Linked DNA regions of Homo sapiens: region 2 is linked to region 1. Evidence: chromatin loops called from intact Hi-C (ENCODE). Cell type or tissue: IMR-90. All regions are shown on one strand. Links, peaks and the distances in the headings refer to the core of each region. The heading gives the core; the rest is flanking DNA. Region 1 overlaps LOC105376097 (a long non-coding RNA gene). Region 2 has its middle 300 kb from the start of PSAT1.

The links. Hi-C counts contacts between places; a loop is a spot of excess contacts. Peaks named below come from ENCODE experiments on the same cell type or tissue, not always from the same donor. Only the 100,000 strongest peaks of a DNase experiment are listed, where the experiment ranks them.
Region 2: a loop joins it to region 1, with 4 times the contacts of the local background. A loop is called at or near these places in 4 of 110 quality-filtered maps.

Annotation. Positions count from the first base shown.
Region 1 is chr9:78,864,246-78,869,639 of GRCh38, reverse strand. The region is part of intron 3 of LOC105376097 (a long non-coding RNA gene); the gene reads left to right. Among named protein-coding and RNA genes, the nearest start is that of PSAT1, 570 kb to the right of the region's middle. In IMR-90, for the core only: no CTCF peak of the experiment used is centred there; a DNase peak (open chromatin) is centred at 2,749; H3K27ac peaks cover 1,039 bases.
Region 2 is chr9:78,599,389-78,604,782 of GRCh38, reverse strand. No RefSeq gene overlaps it. Among named protein-coding and RNA genes, the nearest start is that of PSAT1, 300 kb to the right of the region's middle. In IMR-90, for the core only: a CTCF peak has its summit at 2,652 (motif pointing left); a DNase peak (open chromatin) is centred at 2,642.

The sequences.
Region 1 (5,394 bases), core at 146-5,145:
ATTATCATCATTACTATAATTCCCAAGGCACCCAAAACCCATGCTAGTCCTCTGGAGACATGATTTCTCCAGCTCAATTCAACTAGGCTGCTGGCTGCTGAGAATAATAGAAGAGCTGCATTTTTAGAGACGGCAGCCAGGAGCTTGTGATAGAATGGGGAGAAACAGAATTCGAATGAGCAGAATCAGGAAGTCTGGATATTTCTGGATGTTTTCTGCTCATTCAAATAAATTTTGTAGACGTTTACAGAGTTCCATGTGCCAGGAACTGTGGTAGGTTCTAGATATCCAAGAGGAAATGTATTTTATTCTTTGCAAGGGGGGTTCATTTTGTGATGTAATAGTAACTCCCTCAAGTATTGGATACATAAAAGTATAAATGCTGGTTGTTAAATTATGACACACTGGAAATTCTCAGGTAAGTTTCTAGGAAGTGAAATAAATAGGCTTGGGGATACATCTAGTTGTAATATAATTAAGTTAGTTATATAAGCTTTTAATGGATTATATTTTTGTAAGTACCAATACTTGTAAAATTTTTGCTTTTAGCAAATTAGGTACCATTTGAATACACTGGCTGATGCTTAATAAGAATTAGAACTACATTTTGCTTGTTGTGTAAGTAAATATCACGTTACATGCTTGTTTAATGTTTGTGAAAACCATTCCAAACAATCTCTTTAGAATAAGAGTCTAATTACACATTTATCATTAAAATTACAGTGAGCTAATTGCCTTGGAGATATCTTTATCTCTCTTACAGCTTGCTTAATCCTAATGCATGTTTTAAATAATCATTTGTTATTTAATTAACTAATTAACAAACAATAACTGTCCTATGGAAAATCCTAAATTAAACACTTGAGACTTTTTAATTGAATGCTCAATAACCCAATATGGCACTTAATATTAGACCTTTTAAATATTGCAAAGATTCTATTGAATCACATATTAGTTTGCTCCTGTTATCTTTGGGGCTTAATTGGTAGAAACATAAACGGGCAGTTGATAATACACAAGGGGTAGCCAGCAAAGCAAGGCTCTCATGAAATAGAAAATATCCATTAATGGCTGCCAAGCAGCAAAGTGGGCCAGCCATACTGGCCAGCAACAAAGGCAGGCCATTCATTTAGGATACTCATGTCCTTGCCCCATGACATTAAAAAGCACAGTTTTAAAGATAAACACAAATAGGCCCAAAAGTCCATAGTCTGTGACGCAAAGCTGCTTTGAGCACACCTGGAGGATGGTATTTCCTCCTATGGTAATAGCAGTGGTAGATGGACTCAAGAGTATTCCTTTGTATCATATCCCCCCAGAATGATTGTTTTCCAAGTCTCCAGTCTAGCCCCCTCCATTTCAACTTTGAAAATGCTGCTAGAAAGAATTTCCTAAAAAGCGGATCTAATTATCAACTTCTTGTTATCACTTTCCCGTCACTTTCCAAGGGTTGCTTTCTAACCTCTTTGGTGTTTGCAGCTTACCATATTCTGAGCCCTGGTTTCCTAATGATTTCCTGACATCTCCAGCCATTTCTCCCTGTACCTTTTATTCCATTAGTGTCATTACCTTAAGTTTTCATGCTCATCTATTTTGTATATTACGTGCTCCTCTCTCTGGCTGTCCTACTTTTTTTTCATGGGTATATTCTTCAAAGAATTCTCTGCTCTTGAAACCAGGAGTCAGACGTACCGCCATCTTTTTCTATGTTTCCTTAATTATCTCCATTATATAGTATGTACTAAATTGTATTATAATTTTTTATATGTCTATCTCCCAGTTTAGACTATGGATATTAGAATTTACTTTCTCCTATCTTCAGTTTTTACATATGTAAAGTGGGTGGAATAATTGTACTTCACTGATAAGATTATTGAGACTTATATGGCATACTGCATATAAAATGCCAATAACAATGCCTGACATATGGTAAATTCTAAATCATTGTGAGTTTACTTTAATGTTCTTACGTATTCTATTTAATATTGTATTTCTTGTGTCCAATACAGTTTATGGCCATTGTATACATATGCACTAAGTAAATGTTACTAAATGGCTGGCTGCATGAGTGACTGCATGAATAAATAACTGTATGAATAGCTTGAAGCAGAAAGAGAAAGTCTTCAGGGTAATATGGAAGTTTTTATGTATTTATAAAATTATGTCCTGTAGCAAAGGGATCAGAATGTTTCCATGAGACTGTAGAGGGAGATCCCTGACCATAAAGTAAATCAATAGAGAAAAGGAGGTTGGTTCAATAAAATTTTCTAAAAATTGGTATATATTCAAAATAGAGTGGGCTTTCTATGAGTTTCCTTTATTTTGTGTGTTCAAGCAGAGACTGAACAATAAAATTGTTGAGGTGCTATAGAGCTTTAGGGCTGGATTATGTAACATCAAATGCTCTTTTATCTTTAATCAGTATATGACTCTATTTAGAGTTTTTAGATACTATATATATATATATATATATATATATATTTTTTTTTTTTTTTTTTTTTTTTTTTTTGAGACAGAGTCTTGCTCTGTCTCGCAGGCTGGAGCGCCATGCCGCAATCTCGGCTCATTGCAACCTCTACCTCCTGGGTTACATATTTTACAATAGTGCATGTTTTCACTGTTCTATTGGATATAGAATTTTTTCATCCATCCTCTACTCTGTTCAATGTTTAAACATATTAAAACATTGCTAACATTCCAAAGAACCTCTTTTTAAATTTGCTCAGTGACTCATTTCAATGAGTAATAGCTACAGTGACACCAGACTTATGCCTTCCTTGCGTGCTCTGTAGATAAGAAATTCCTGGGAAGAGTCTGAGCTTCTTGGCTTTGTAAAGCAAGCGACAGAAATGATGCATTCCAAGACATTGCCTTTGAGCCCATCTTTTCCCTTGCAAAATATTTCCAATGACTGTTTTCAAGTTTTAATATTGAAGTTTGCATTACTGGGCAATTTTTGATATTGCAGTTTGCATCATTGGGCATTTTTTTTTACCCAGCAAGTGAAATTCAAAATCTCCCAAGTTTGGTACAGTAATAATTTGAAGCAACTGCTCTAACTTTATGCTGAATTATTGACTAATAGGTTAGAAAATCTTATCAGTTGGAAATGTCATGCTTGGAAAGTGATGTACAGAGTAAGTTAAGTAAGTGAAAATCATCCACCCCCACCTTGAAAGCTTTAGGGGAGATAGAGTTCTGAGAAAGGCTGTTCATATAGGGCTTTCTCCAGGCAGCACCATGTCCTAATCTGACATTCTCTACTTTGTATTACTTATCACTACCTACAAGATAAATGCTAAAGTCATCACCTTTCAGAAGAAGCAGTAGTTTCCCTCCCTCCCAATAGCTCAACACTTATTTATAAAAATAAAAGCCCTGGAGACAGTCTGAACTTATTTCAAATTAATATTATACAGCAAAGTTTTACTGCAACTGTTCATAATTTACCTGTCAGAGATTGTGAAAGACATCATTATAATTCCAATCAAAGAATTTTCTTTTGCTTGTGTGTAGAATGATTTCTTCTAGTTTCAATAATGTTTTTGTTAAATCACACAGGGTGAGAAATAATAATAGGATATCGCTTAATTGAATATGTCACCATGACAGGAGGCACAATACTCCATTTTAAACACAACAGTTGCTTGCTGGCTACCAAGTTGGATTGATTGCCCTCATTATGTACATAGCCTGCATTTCCCTTTGCCTGCTCCACCCTCTCCAGCGCCCAGCTCCACTGAGCTGTTGAAATCCTGTATTTCAAATTAGCTGTGAACTTGCTCTTCTTAAGCATTGCTGCATTTGCATTGTGTTGGTACTATTTCAAATGCTGAGAGATTGGACAAAGTTCTGAACATTTACATTGAAAGCTATTTTTTAAATAATTTAGCATAAGAATCACAGCCTTTTCACCAAGGTAGCAATTAAGTCATCACCACTACTGGCCCTATAAAAATTGATTAGGGCTGTTTTTATCACCCATACTTTCTCAACTGCTTTCCTCTACAATCTGACACCCAAGTCAGAAATCACACAGGGAAAACTAGTACCAGGAAAAGAGAGAAAAGGTCATTAAATAAAACTTGTATTACGCTAATATTAACCCTGCAGAAAATGACCAGGCAGGTAATGTTTCAGGTACCCATGTAATTATCATTGCTGAAGACATTTGTCCAATCAAACATATTTTTCCTATTCAACTGGGAAAAATATACCAACTTGTACTTCAGAGATATCTCATATTTCAGGACAGCTCAGGTGGGAAAACCTTTCCTTGCCTGTTTTAAAAAATACTTAATTTACTTACGAGTAATATTTATACATATAGCATTTCTGACATGTCACGTCTCCCATCTCCCAATTATCTGTCCTTCTTTCTCTTGCATGGATGTCTCCATCCTATGATTTAACAAACTTCTACTGTAAATCCTGCTTATTATCCTGGCAGGTGTTTTGCTCTTCATAGTCCATGACTTCAACTCTCCATTTTTTAAGCTAAGTTCTATGGCTTGCAGGCAGCAGTCAGCAAAGAACATCAGCTGAGGCAGGCCTAGAACTTGGTCCTCATGCTTGGGTAACTTGCAGACATAGCTCCAACTCCGGCCTGACATTTACAAACAATTTCCTTGCAGTGTTGGTGCAGTTATGGGAGGGCTGGGTTCTACTTGCAGAGTGTTTAGGATTGTTAATGGCTTGCATTTTGCCACTGAATAAAATTAGACTGTCCCATTGCTTGAGAATACTTCTTTTTTTTTATTTTTATTTTTAAGCTAATATATTTTTTTTATAGTTTAAGTTCTAGGGTACATGTGCACATTGTGCAGGTTAGTTACATATGTATATATGTGCCATGCTGGTGCTCTGCACCCACTAACTCGTCATCTAGCATTAGGTATATCTCCCAATGCTATCCCTCCCACCTCCCCCCACCCCACCACAGTCCCCAGAGTGTGATATTCCCCTTCCTGTGTCCATGTGATCTCATTGTTCAATTCCCACCTATGAGTGAGAATATGCGGTGTTTGGTTTTTTGTTCTTGCGATAGTTTACTGAGAATGATGATTTCCAATTTCATCCATGTCCCTACAAAGGACATGAACTCATCATTTTTTATGGCTGCATAGTATTCCATGGTGTATATGTGCCACATATTCTTAATCCAGTCTATCATTGTTGGACATTTGGGTTGGTTCCAAGTCTTTGCTATTGTGAATAGTGCCGCAATAAACATACGTGTGCATGTGTCTTTATAGCAGCATGATTTATAGTCCTTTGGGTATATACCCAGTAATGGGATGGCTGGGTCAAATGGTATTTCTAGTTCTAGATCCCTGAGGAATCGCCACATTGACTTCCACAATGGTTGAACTAGTTTACAGTCCCACCAACGGA
Region 2 (5,394 bases), core at 281-5,280, 260 kb after region 1:
CAGAGTCAGGTGGCAGAGAGTGATTCATCAGAAACAGATCCTCTCTGTCTTACCCCTGTCTTACTTTTATAGAGGTTTGTCTTAACACCTGTTTTCTCCTCCCTCTGACCTAGAAGTGGATCATTTTCCTGTGAGAAACTTCTCTCTTTCTGGATAACTAATCACCCCACAGGCTAAAGCCTGTTACGTAAAGTGTGGTCCCCTGAATCAGCATCACCCAAGAGCTCGTTATAAATGCACAATTTCAAGCCTAGCCTTAGACATTCTGACTTACAATCTGTGTTCTAACCAAATCCCTGGATGATGGCTGTGCATTTGAAGGCTTGAGAATCACTGGTCTAAAGAAGCTATGTTTTTTCACTTTTACATTAAATACAGCAAAATTTAACATTTCCACTATATATTAGGATATTTTTAAGAAAAAAATGAGATTTTCTGCATAATAGTTCCAGTGATAGTCTCCTTGTAGTTCTGACAATCGAATGTTTTTCATCTTCATATCCACAGTCACTAATCCAGTACCTGGTGGAGGGTTAGTACAAGATAAATAGTTGTTGAACTATTCATGAACATATGTTGAATTCACAAGAATGAACAAATGAATGAGAATGAAGAAAGAAATGTGATGTGTCTCTCAGTGATATAGAGAGCCAGGACTGACGAAAAATGAGAAAGCTGGCTCAGAGGACAAGCCTCTCCATTCATTTTTTATGGATATTTAATAGTTACATATATTTTGGGGGTACATATGATTTTGATACCTGTATACAATGTACAATGATCAAATCAGGGTAATTGGAATATCCATCACCTCAAACATTATTCTTTCTGTTGGGAACATTATAACTTTTCTATCTATTTTGAAATATACAATAAATTGTTGTTAACAATAATTTCCCTGCCATACTTTTGAATACTAGAACTTATTTCTTCTAACTGTATGTTTATACTTGCCCATCAACCAACCTGTCTTCATACCCTTCTCCACACCGCCTTCTTCCCAGCCTCTGAAAACCATCATTCTACTCTCAATTGTCATGAGATCCACTTTCTAGCTCCCTCATATGAGTGAGAACATGCAGTATTTGTTTTGCTGTGCCTGGTTTATTGTCCTTAACATAAGGACCATCTGTGTTGCTGCAAATGACAGGATTTCACTCTTGTTTATAGCTGAATAATATTCCATTATGTATATGTACCACATTATCTTTATCCATTTATCCATTGATGGACACTTAGGTTGCTTCCAAATTTTGGCTATTGTGTATAGTGCTGTCATAAGCATGGGAGTGCAGATGATATCTCTTAGATATAAGGATTTTCTTTCTTTTGGATATATGACCAGCAGTGGGAATGCTGGATCATATGGTAATTCTATTTTCAGTTTTTTGAGAGTCCATTTTTTATTGTCTAAACTAAATGCTCACACCACCAAGTTGATCCCATCCTAAGAATGGACTGAGACAATGCACTAGGTGGGGCTTTTCCTAGAGCATCTCTTTCTTTCCACGTCTTGGTCATTCTCCTCCCATTTCTGCTGCTTACTCTCTCTCCTCTCACCATCATACAGAGTCTCTCATATGTTTGTTTGTTCTGATCATCAGTCTCCATCTCTTAAAATCCTGTGCTCAGCCAGATAGACTAAAGTATCTGAAAACCAACACACTAAAATGGAAGTGACAGTTAAGAAGAGACTATGTTGAGGGCTATTTCTTGACAACCTGGAAATCATACCACCTAGGTAGTCTATTTTATCTAGGAGGCAGATCAGCTCTATTGCTGCCAAATTAACACCAGAAAAAGGCAAAGTAACTTTCCTACATGACGTTTATGGAAGAGATTTCCTTATGTAGCTGCTTCTTCTCTAAAGCCTGGCCCCTCAAATTTCCAAGGAATGTGTTTCCATAATGTGACCACCTTGGCTCGTGTTTAGACACTGGTCATAAAAAAGTATTTGTGGGGAAGACTTGCTTCCATCTTATCTCAAAAAAATTAAAACATATAAATTTAAATGTAGGGCAAATTTGATGGGAAAGTTAAAGACCAAAGCCATCTGAATCTTCAGGCTGAATTGTTTTTTAAGCCTAAGACAAGGACTTGGGAAATAAAATTATCTTCTTCCAGTGATTACCTTTGGAAACAATTATTTCTGGAGCTTTCATCTATGGACTGCCATGTTGTGACTACTTAATTGCTGCCTGAAAAATAGAAAGCTGATTATGTGTTTTTATTTTAAGGTAATCCTTTGACATTTTGAATAGTTACAAAAATAGGTTGTTTTGTGAGTTGCTAGCGAGAACCAGCAGGAAATTATTTCATTCGGGGGCAGATGGTGCTGGTGACTATACAAAAAGGGCTGGGTAGACAGCAGGGCAAGAGTAGACAAGTACACACACGCACAGAAGCTGAGGATGCCACAATTCTATGTTGTCTGAATTCTCAGCCTGCATCTGTATACCTTAAATAAATTATTCATAGATTTCCCACATCCAAGTTAAAAAGTGCTTTCAGAGTCAGGGTCTCCTCCCCACAACCCACCCACTATAAGTTTTAATATGTAATTGGAGAGCATGTAAAATAAATGGAAATGTCATTTGGCTTGTAACAAAAGACCTAAATCATAACGGATTATTGAGCGGCATCTTGTGGTCCAAAGTGAGTATGACACTCACGGAAAGCCAGTTGGCTTGCTGGCATGCCACTCCAAAATGTGTTAACGTCACCTCATATCTGGCTTTTGATAAAGTTAATAAGGGGCTGTGCAAGGTTATCAATGCAGCCTTATCATTATGCCACCTTAAAATATTTTTGTGAATGAGCATATTAACTTATAATTAATCATCATGCATTAATGTAAATGTATCCATGTAGGCACGTTTAATCAGCGCTCTTTCTCTTTCACAATATTTTAATAACAGAGCACTAAAGGAGACTTGCAAGATATGAAGTAACAAGAGCAGTGTTTATAATCTAAGCCACTTCAGCAGAATTTAAAAATTAATGTTTTTCTATGAGATGATATATGAAACCATTCAGTCATTTACTAAGTAAAATCCACTTTCTCTATATTCTACAAAACCATAGGAAAAGAAGAAACTACCCCTCCTTAGTATCTTTCTTCCCTGTGTCCCAGAGAATCATGTGGATTTTGACTATGAAATAAGTTAATGGACCTTCATAAACAGAGAGACAGAACCCAGACACAGCAGCTATATATCCAATAGGCTTTTTTTTTTTTTTTAATTCAGGCTCTTGCTCTGTCACACAGACTGGAGTGCAGCGGTGTGATCACGGCTCACACGTACCCTTGAACTCCTGGCTCAAGTGATCCTTCCACCTCAGCCTCCTGGGTAGCTAGGCTCAGCTCAGGCGCACTGCTGTGCCTGGATAATCTTTAAATGTTTTGTAGAGACAAGGTCTCGCTATATTGCCCAGGCTGGTCTCAAACAACTGGCTTCCAGATATCTTCCTACCTCGGCCTTCCAAGATACTGGAATTACAGGCATGAGCCACTGCAGCCGACATCCAGGGGTGTTATTTTTATAAGACAGTAAGACAGCCAGCTGACTGCCAGTTCAATTTTCAAAAATCTATTCAATATTTTAAAATTTCTCATTGTAGACATGATTTGGCCACCATGGCATCATAAACAAAAAAAAATACCTAAACAAAGGCAGAATATGAGCTATCAAGTCGAAACTCAGATATCAAAAAAGTACTGAGGGCATTCAGTAGTTCTAATAAATTCTATATTATTTCTAGCTCAAAATATTAATGTGTGGGTCAAAAATCCCAGTATATGCTGGGAAAGCATTATTGCTTTTCACCAACCTACTATAACAAATTGCTTACGCTTTCTGGCACTTTAATTCTTCTTCTGAATAAAGAGAGGGCTTTCTATCGCTAACACATCATATTATTTTAAATTTTGTAAGCTCTGACATTAAAAGTGCTACCGAAAACAAAAGACACCTGTGTAAATAAATTTGCTATATGTATCAGATAAGGTCTAAATGGGGGAAAAAGCATTCAAATATGTAAAGCAGAAAGAATTTAGTACAGAGAATTGGTGACACTGGTGATAGAAGAACTGAGAAGCTCAGTGACAAATGTCAAACAGTGAAGCAACCCAGAGATTAGCAACAACAGGAAGCCAATACCACCCCTTCTTTTTTATTTTTATTATTTATTTATTTATTTTTAAGACAGAGTCTCGCTCTGTTGCCCAGGCTGGAGTACAGTGGCATGATCTCAGCTCACTACAACCTCTGCCTCCTGGGTTCAAGCGATTCTCCTGCCTCAGCCTCCTAAGTAGCTGGGATTACAGGCACCTGCCACCACTCCTGGCTAATTGTTGTGTTTTTAGTAGAGACGGGGTTTCACCATGTTGGCCAGGCTGGTCTCTAACTCCTGACCTTGTGATCCGCCCGCCTTGGCCTCCTAAAGTGCTGGGATTACAGGAGTGAGCCACCGCGCCTGGCCACCACCCCTTCAATAGAGGGACAACTGGAGGAGGCAAGGGAAGAGATATTCCCAAGGCCACAGAAGAAAAGATGAAAAACCATGACTTCTTCCTTCCACCAATCCTCTGAGCTCTCTTCAGTGCTTCCCACTGGCTAAATACTGCTGGAAAACAGCATGTTAACTAGTGACTCTCCAAGAAAAACAAGCCCTGATTCGTAGCATTTGCTGATTTCCATAGCATGAATACTCTCACTTGGCAAATTTCAAGCTACTGCTTGTATGCTCCATGAATGTGAAGTTGAGGAGAGATGCACAATGATGGCACACTGTTATGTAGTGTTTCCCATAAATACAGATATACCATAACCTCTAGAGCGCAGACAGTCAAAAGAAGGGTAGCAAAATAATTAGGAAATGATACATTTGGAATAGATATTACCATTGCTTTTTAGTATACAATAACTTATTTAACGTAAGTTTAGATAACTTAATTTTAATGGTGATATTAACCAGTGTGAACAACCAGTTCACAGGATCTCTGAATATTTGTCAACTGGCTCTCACACATTGAAAAGAGCCAGCTCCTGCAAACCCTGTCAGATAACAAGGAACCCTAGAAAAAGTCGTCTAAAAGTGGTCCATCCAATACAATGCAGGACAGAGCAGGAAAGAGCATGGAATAAAGCTGAGGGCAAACAGATGCAGAAATGGTGCATTATAAATCAGCACACGCCAAACACTGCTTAAATCCAGCGAACAAGAAGGAACTGAGCATCTCTATAACTGACTACCTGCTAAACCCTGGTTAGATGGATCATAATTAGGTTCACAAAATACTTACCAGGAGAAATACGTGCCTATGGGTTGATCCCACTGGTCATTTACAATTATTTTGTCTGTTTTATTTTTTCTATTGTCTTTTGAAGATGT